2 separate regions of the Homo sapiens genome follow, and region 2 is linked to region 1. Evidence: read pairs that join two places in POLR2A ChIA-PET (ENCODE). Cell type or tissue: A673. All regions are shown on one strand. Each heading gives the region's core, and the rest is flanking DNA. Links, peaks and the distances in the headings are about the cores only.

Region 1 (4,393 bases), core at 270-4,269:
AATATGTGCATAGGTGCCCTATGAGACCACAGAGGGGGTTGTAGACAGCTTGGGAGGGCCTGCCTGAAAGTCATGTCAGTGGATCCTTGCTTTGAAAAATATTTAATGAGTGTCTCTTTGATTTGTGCCAGGCTTAATGTGCTGAACACTGAAGATATGCATGAAAATTAAACACCATTCCTCCTCACCCAGATCTCACAGTGCAGAGGGAGAGACAAACATATAAATAAGTAATCCCAAAAGAGAGTGACAGTGCCTGTTTAAAGACAAAAAAAAAAAAAAAAAAAAAAGGAGAGGAAGGATGGGTGTTTTTTTCCTCCTCCTGATTCAAATGCAAAACCACAATCCACTGTTGTGCCCCCACCCTCCTTCTCCTCCACTCTATTTCTTTAGGTCTTAATTTCCTGGCACCCTGTTACCTGCCAACTTCCTTCTAGATACCATAAGTCTCTTCCTCTGTCCCTCTTTGCCATGTTCACATTGACTTATTTTCACTTCAGAAAAGCTCAAAAGTAATCATTGTCTTAGGCAGTGCCCAGTCCCGACAGCAGGCAGTGCTCAGGTGTCCCCATTCACTGGCTTTGCCCACTCAGAGGCCACTTAATGGGAGGAATCAAGTCAATATTAGATCACTCACCTTTCACTGCTATGGTCACAGCCATGAGTATGCTCAGGCTTCAGAAGAGGCTTGCCTCTAGGGTCCTCCCCTGTGGCAAGAAGAAGGTCTGGTTGGACCCCAATGAAACCAATGAAATCTCCAATGCCAACTCCTGTCAGCAGATCTGGAAGCTGATCAAAGATGGGCTGATGATCCGCAAGCCAATGACTGTCCATTCCCAGGCTCGATGCCAGGAAAACACCTTGGCCTACCGGAAGGGCAGGCACATGGGCATAGGTAAGCGAAAGGGTACAACCAATGCCCGGATGCCAGAGAAGGTCACGTGGATGAGGAGAATGAGGATTCTGTGCTGGCTGCTCAGAAGATACCGCATATCTAAGAAGATTGATCACCTCATGTATCACAGCCTGTACCTGAAGGTTAAGGGGAACGTGTTCAAAAACAAGCGATTCTCATGGAACACATCCACAAGCTGAAGGCAGATAAGGCTCGCATGAAGCTCCTGGCTAACCAGGTTGAGGCCCAGAGGTCTAAGACCAAGGAAGCATGCAAGCGCCATAAAGAGTGCCTCCAGGTCAAGAAGGAGGAAATCATCAAGACCTTGTCCAAGGAGGAAGAGACAAGGAAATAAAAACTTCCACTTTGTCTGTACATACTGGCTTCTGTGATTATATAGATCAGCCATTAAAATAAAACAAGCCTTAAAATATATATATATATATAACATATAATATATATATTAGATCACTCTGTCAAGCCCCACCTCCTTCAGAAAACCCTCCCAGTAATTCCAATCAATGCCGGCCTCTTTCCTTCTTGATCCACAAAACCTACTGCCTGTAACTCCCTGTGGCACTTAATTACATTGAATTTAACAGACAGTCAACACGTTTTAGTGATTTGCACTGGTTTTGACCCTAGAGGAGTTACTTAACATCTCTGAGCCTCAGTTTTCTTTTGGGAATAAAAGCATAACCTCCTTTTATAAATCCACGTGTATAAACACAATCAGAAGTTATCTCTGAATGGTAGGATAATGGGTGAAATTTGTTTTCATTATACATTTCTGAATTTGCTTTTAATGGATATAAATGTTCTCATCAGAAAAAGCAATCAAACTGCTTCCTCTTAGCTTTAAAAAAAGGATAACACCCACTTCATTTTGTTATGAGGATTAGTGAGGTGAGGCTGTGTGCATTGTAGGAACACAATAACCTCATGAAAGCAGCGTCTACTGGCTCAGATAAGGAAACCCCAGGGAGGTGGAAAAGAGATTGGCAGGCTGTCAGACCTCTTCTGCCTCTCAGGAGTGCCTGCTCTGGATATGAAGTCATTCTCTCCTACACACCAGCTTCTTTCCTGGGCTCAGACATGACCAAGGGCATCTCTCAGCTTCCCCATCCCAGAAGGGCTGCCCCTAAATCCCAAGGAAAGACTATGATTAGTTCCTTTTGAAACTGATGAAGGGGCATTTCCCAGAATGAGGGAGTGACAGATGAGGGATTGAAATCAGGGCGATAGGCCGGGTGCAGTGGCTTATGCCTGTAATCCCAACATTTTAGGAGGCCAAGGTGGGTGGATCACTTGAGGCCAGGATTTTGAGACCAGCCTGGCCAACATGGCAAAACCCGTCTCTACTAAATATACAAAAATTAGGCAAGCATGGTGGCAGGTGCCTGTAATTCCAGCTACTCAGGAGGCTGAGGCTGGAGAATTGCTTGAACCTGGGAGGCGGAGGTTGTAGTGAGCTGAGATCGCACCATTGCACTCCAGCTTGGGCAACAAGAGTGAAACTCCATCAAAAAAGAAAAAAAAAAAAAAGAGAAGGAAGGAAAGAAAGGAAGTCAGGAAGGCAGGAAGGCAGGAAGGAAGGAAGGAAGGAAGGAAGGAAGGAAGGAAGGAAGGAAAGAAAGGCAATAGTTCTACAGGGAGAAAATAATATGATTCCACTACAAAATACAAAATGCCTTGCCAGGTGCTGGGTCCACAGTCAATGCTTAATACTTGACAGTGACAATTATTGCAAAGGTGTTGGGCTAAATCAGCATAAGCAGGTGTGATTTAGACGGCCTATGTGAGAATACTGGTGGAAGGTGAGACGACAAAAGAAGGACTGACAGGCTGAAACAGGCCAGGGTGCCTTCCTGGATGTGGATGCAATACAGTTTGAAGAACAAGAATTCAGCAAGAAGAAATGAAAAGAGGAAAGAGTCTGAGCTGGATATGCCAGGGAGGTAGGCCGGTGTGAGGGTAGAAATTCCTGGAGGCTTCAAGATAGGCAAAGGGCCCTAAACCAAGGGCAGGCCACTGACATTTGGATCAATTCATTATTCCCATACCGTTTGGGGTGTATCAGTCTTGCCTCCCTAACAAAAACAGTAAACTTCTTACTGGAGAGGATATTGCCATATTTCTCCTGCATCCCTTTCAGTTGCTAAATCAGTATTTAACCAAACCGAAGCACCAGTGACTTCTTGTTAGTTTACACAGGACGTCTCCCTCGGGCAGGTGGAGCTGCGCCTCTTGGGCCCCTCCTTTCCTTCCCTCCCATCCACCAGCACTCAGATCAATTGCTCTGTGTATTTGATGAGTCTGGGGGAAGCCACTTTCACCCACATCCTGGGATGGCTAAGAAACTTTCTAAACCTAAGCCCTCAGGAAAGATGTGGGAGGATTATTTCTAAAAGGTTTTGACCACCTTATCTACATAGTTTTAACCCCAACACAACCATCAAATCTGACAATTGCTCCTTAAAAAAAAAAAAAAAAAAAAAGGCCAGGCGCGGTGGCTCACGCCTGTAATCCCAGCACTCTGGGAGGCCGAGGCGGGAGGATCACGGGGTCAGGAGATCGAGACCATCCTGGCTAACACGGTGAAACCCCGTCTCTATTAAAAATACAAAAAATTAGCTGGCCGTGGTGGCGGGTGCCTGTAGTCCCAGCTACTGAGGAGGCTGAGGCAGGAGAATGGCGTGAACCCGGGAGGCGGAGCTTGCAGTGAGCAGAGATTGTGCCACTGCACTCCAGCCTGGGCGACAGAGCGAGACTCTGTCTCAAAAAAAAAAAAAAAAAAAAAAAAAAAAAAAAAATCAAGTTGTAGCCAGCGTAAGGGGGGAAATGCTTTATTCCCTGTGCCAGGTGCTTTCTTTCTGGGGAGGAAGACTAATCAGTGTTAAGTCCTGGACTTTCTCTGCACCTTTACTAACTCCTCCTTGCAGAGGCCCGGAGCACAGTCCTAGGCAGCAACTTAGGGATGAGCTGGGTAGCACAGACTGGACATGCTCAGTTCAGCTCCCCCCTTCCTCAGTGGGGAAAAAGGACATTAGTTATCACGTGTCCCCTGGGAGGCCCTGACAGCAGACTCTAACCCACTGAAGACTACCTGGTCACAGGCAAAGTTTTCAATGCTTTGACTTAGGGACACCAGATGTGAGTGGGCAAAGCGCTATGAGCCGCACAGAGAAAAAGAGGTTTAAATCACTGGTGGATTAAGAACATCATCGAAAATTGTTGCTGCGTAGGCCGGGCGCGGTGGCTTACGCCTGTAATCCCAGCACTTTGGGAAGCTGAGCGGGGCAGATCACTTGAGGTCAGGAGTTCAAGACCAGCCTGGCCAACATGGTGAAACCCTGTCTCTACTAAAAATACAAAAATTAGCCGGGCGTGGTGGCAGGCGCCTGTAATCCAAGCTGCTCGGGAGGCTGAGCCAGCAGAATCACTTAAAAAACCCAGGAGGCAGAAGTTGCAGTGAGCTGAGATCGTGCCACTGCACTC
Region 2 (4,393 bases), core at 77-4,076, 110 kb before region 1:
TGCCAGGTACCTAATCGAGATGTGTGAATATCAATTCTTGGCCTTCATCTTTTCTGTCTGGGAGACTAAACATGCCAAAACCTCACCCTGACTTCACACTACCTCCACTTCAAATTCCACCTTGGTCAACAGAGATCATCCTCTTTCTCAGGTCTAACCATCTTCTTCATGAAACCAAGATACATGGTTTATTTTCTTAAGTGAGTGTTAGCCTTTACCCACAGTTTCAAGCCCAGCAGTGTAGCCAAACTAAAGACAATACTATATCCCACTGTCTAACAGAGACAATGAAGAAAAATGCAGATAACTAGTATTTCTAAATCTGAGTAATAGTCCTGTGTTCAAAGAAGAACAAGAATATATTACAAGAATGCAACATTCTGTTAAATTGTCCAGTGACCTTTATTGGCCAACTATCCCGCCATTAAATGCCATCTCTATCTTGAGAGATTACAAAATTATATCTAAAAAGCTTGATAAACTTTTCTAAGCCCTGATCAAATCACATACTTACATAAAACACAAGCATGCCATAACTTTCTCCATGTCATGTGTCATCCAAATATGTTTTATAAAGAGCATTCTAAGATCTAAAAGCTCCTGTAATCCACGTCCAGGAGTTTTTCTAGACTGAGAGAAAACATGTGCTGTAGGATTTCCCACACCTCTGTCAAAGATTTGAAGGTCTTTAGTCTACTTGGCAAAATAAAGTACACTTAAGATGCATCACTCTTGCCAAAGAAAGGGTTTTGACCTTTTGGCCAAGCAGATTCCAACCTAATGGCCAACTCAAATGAAAACCAGTGTTTATTCTAACAATTTGTAGAATATTTGTAACTACCAGTTTCGTCTTTCTCACTTTGCCAACTCACTACCCAGTGCCCAGAAGGAGGGATTATGCATAAGGCAGTGGTTTTGGTGTATAAACAATAAAGAATCAAGTCCTTTTTGCTCTTCCTTCCTTATATTTCTCTTACCCACCTGTCCCAAAAACCTCCCCTGTGCTACAGGAGCCCCATCCTGAACATGATCAGTATAAACATCAGCTTCACAAAAATCAAGTGCACAAATGTAAGGTGTCTGTGGTGTGTGAAGATGATGGGAGGCTATATGTCTATGTATGAGGAATGCATTAATGAATGGGAAGGGTTTTTGCAGAGATCAATGCAATGGCATTTGATATCACCATCAAATTGCTTTCTCTTATAAACTTTTAGAATATAGTAGTCTCCCCCCTTATCTGTAGTTTTGGTTTCCATGGTTTTAGTTACCCAAGGTACCATGGTCTGAAAATATGGAATGGAAAATTGCAGAAATAATTCGTAAGTTTTAAATTATACACCATTCTCAGTAGCATAATGAAATCTTGGGCCATCCTGCTCCATCCTGCCCAGAATGTGAGTCACCCCTTTGTCCAGCATATTCCCACTTTCTATGCTACCTGCCCATGAGTCACTTAGTAGCTGTCTTGGTGATCAGATCGACTGCCACAATATCACGCACTTATGTTCAAGTAACCTTAATTTTACTTACTAAGAGTCCAAAAGCACAAGAGTAGTGATGCTGGCATTTGGATTTGCCAATAAACTATAAAGTGATAAGGTAAAAGATTGAAGTGAAAAGGTGAAAAAGATCTTGACTTAATGAGGAAAGAAAAAAATCGTATGCTGAGGTCACTAAGATCTACAGTAAAAATGAATCTTCTATGCATGAAATTGTAAAAAAGGAAAAAGAAATTCATGTTTAGTATATATAGAATTTGGTACTATCTGCAGTTTAGGCATCTACCAAGAATCCTGGAACATATTCCCAGGACACAGATAAGGGGGGACCACTGTATATCTCTTGACCCACTTTGTATAGCACCATCCAGAGATTACCGATACTTTTGATACCATTAATTGATGAAAAGACAGCTGCTTCGTTTCTTAGAAACACGGAAGCCTGTAAATGTAGCAAAGGCAACCAGAAAAAAAATAAGAGTCCATATGTCCACGCCCAGTCAGTAAACAACAAAATTAAGAAACCCACAAAAACCTTTTAACCTGGACATCATGAAGGATACTCTTGAAATGGTGTCATCAAAAATCAGCCTCTTTTCTATTCATATGGCATATTAGCAAGCACAGCAAACAAGTAAATAACCATCTTCAAGGCCAAATTTAATGAATTCTTTTTTTACCCCCCTCTTTTATCCCAGTCTCTATCTCTGCACTTCCAGGAGCTAGGTTTTCTCATGGCTGCTGCTCCTCTCCCACATGATGTAAGCAGAGAGCTGGAGAAACAGGGCCCTAAGCTGGGGACTGTGAGCAGCAAGCCTCTGACATCACTGGGTAGCAGGAAGTACCACAGGAGTCTGAGGTTTCACGCCTCACTGCCCTCTCAATACAAAAATCCTCCCAGTGACACTGTGCCCAGAAGATGTTTACTGCCTAAGCACACAGTCAATCTCCCCTCGAAGAAACATGCACAATCTCCCCTCGAAGAAACACAGTGGTAGACTGTGTCCACCACTCTAGAGACAGGGAAACCGCACCCTCTGCGGCTGACACCATAGAAATGAACTCATCTTTAAATCTGCCGTGCTGCTTTTTGCTTTCTTCTGCCAGCTGGTCCTTGGCAAAGCTACTTGATAAATCCAAACACATCAGTTTCACTGGCCACTGAAGGGCCTGTGCTTTTGGGAAACAGGCTTGCCATAAAGCTAGTCTTTGTGACGGCAGCTTCTGGTCTCTCCTGTCACCCCTATTGCCCTTCCCTGTTCTGTCTCTAGAAATCACAGACTGCATAGCTAGAAGGGCCTCAAGTCCTACTCCCTCCACTCTGCAGATGAGAAAGCCTAAGTTTAGAGAAGGTTGGCAACTTGTCCGAGTTTACAGGGCTCATTAGTGGTGGCAGAGCTTAGCCAAACCCAAGACTGCTGTCCAGTATGGACTTCCATAAGCATGGGTTTTACTGTAAGAAAAAAAATACTGGGTTTCAGTCCTCAGTGGCTAATCACTGGTTGGTGACCTAGGGCAAGTAACATTTATCTATCTGCCTTCTCAGGCTTTCACATCTGTAAAATAGACAATAAATATACAATAAACATAGTTACAGCTCACTACATGGATGTGAAACTGTGATACTTTCAAGTGTTTACAGGAATATGATTTGTGCTTTTTGTACAAATCATACCTTATAAACCACACTCAAGTCTCCTTAATGTGCTTAAAGACCCATGAAACCTCTGGGTCAGACAGATTCTTAACTCATCTTTTCAGATCCAATTTGTTATCATCTCCTTCAGAGCCTCCTCTGCCCTCCCAGATGCAGCGAAGTGCCCAGCTCCCCCGTACACATCTATCTTTGCACCATAGTATAACCGTTCCTTGTACCTTTTCCCCTATTCAATTGTGAGATTCAAGGAAATGAACTGTGTCTTAATCATAGTCCATTAATCTTTGCATTTCCAGCACCTAGCACTATTCATGGTCCATTAGAAGTGAATTAATGAATGCTTATTGAATTAAAGTAGAAGTGAATAAAATCACTAAGTAGTAGGGACAAACTAAAGGTGAATATACTTTCCTCCTTTGACTTGCTGAATTAGAGTTCTCCAGTGAACCAGAACCAAGAAGATATATATATGTAGAAATTCATTATGGGGGTTGGGTCATACAATCATGGAGGCTGAGCAATCCGACAATATGCCATCTCCAAAAGCCAAGTGAGAGAACCAGAAAGTCAGTGGTATAATGTAGTCTGAGTCCAAAGGTCTGAGAACCAGGATTAGGGTAGCACAGGTGTAAGTCCCAGCGTCCAAAGGCCCAAGAACTAGGATCTTTGATGTCCACAGACAGAAGAAGATAAGTGTCCTAGCTCAAGGTGACATCAAATTCACCCATCTTCCATCTTTCTGTTCTACCGGGCCCTCTGCAGATTGGATGATGCATACTCGAGGCATGAATATCTGAGGGCAGATATTCTGTACTCAGTCTACTGATTCAAATGCTAATTTCTTCTGGAAATCTTCACAGGCACACCCAGAAATAATGCTTTACCAGTTACCTGGGCCTCCCTTAGCCTAGTCAAGTTGACACCTAAAATTAACATCACACTTACCAATCCTGAAATGACATTCCTAGGCAACCGCTCACACCTGCAAGTCTTCCCATGAGGTGCATTTCCAGGCAACACACCTTCAACAGCTCTAAGTGCCTCAGACAAAGGAGTCCTCACCACCATCCTGTAGTCAGGAGGCATGAAATAATATTTCTGAAATATTTTCACATCCCTCTTTGACAGTCTCTAGGGTATTTCCAATTTACCACAACGAAAAGAGAAATACTTTTATTTTGCTGTTTCTTGTAACAACAGGGCCCTAATGATGCAAAGAGATGGAAACAATAAT

What was found. Peaks named below come from ENCODE experiments on the same cell type or tissue, not always from the same donor. Only the 100,000 strongest peaks of a DNase experiment are listed, where the experiment ranks them.
Region 2: POLR2A ChIA-PET joins it to region 1 with 8 read pairs; 4 of 35 experiments call an interaction of 5 or more read pairs at or near these places.

Annotation. Positions count from the first base shown.
Region 1 is chr1:63,785,572-63,789,964 of GRCh38, reverse strand. The region is part of intron 1 of ROR1 (receptor tyrosine kinase like orphan receptor 1); the gene reads right to left. It also overlaps the pseudogene RPL19P3. Among named protein-coding and RNA genes, the nearest start is that of ROR1, 14 kb to the right of the region's middle. In A673, for the core only: no CTCF peak of the experiment used is centred there; DNase peaks (open chromatin) are centred at 1,904 and 2,604; H3K27ac peaks cover 1,877 bases.
Region 2 is chr1:63,891,204-63,895,596 of GRCh38, reverse strand. The region is part of intron 1 of ROR1 (receptor tyrosine kinase like orphan receptor 1); the gene reads right to left. Among named protein-coding and RNA genes, the nearest start is that of ROR1, 120 kb to the right of the region's middle. RefSeq lists a silencer at 2,287-2,456. In A673, for the core only: no CTCF peak of the experiment used is centred there; a DNase peak (open chromatin) is centred at 2,336.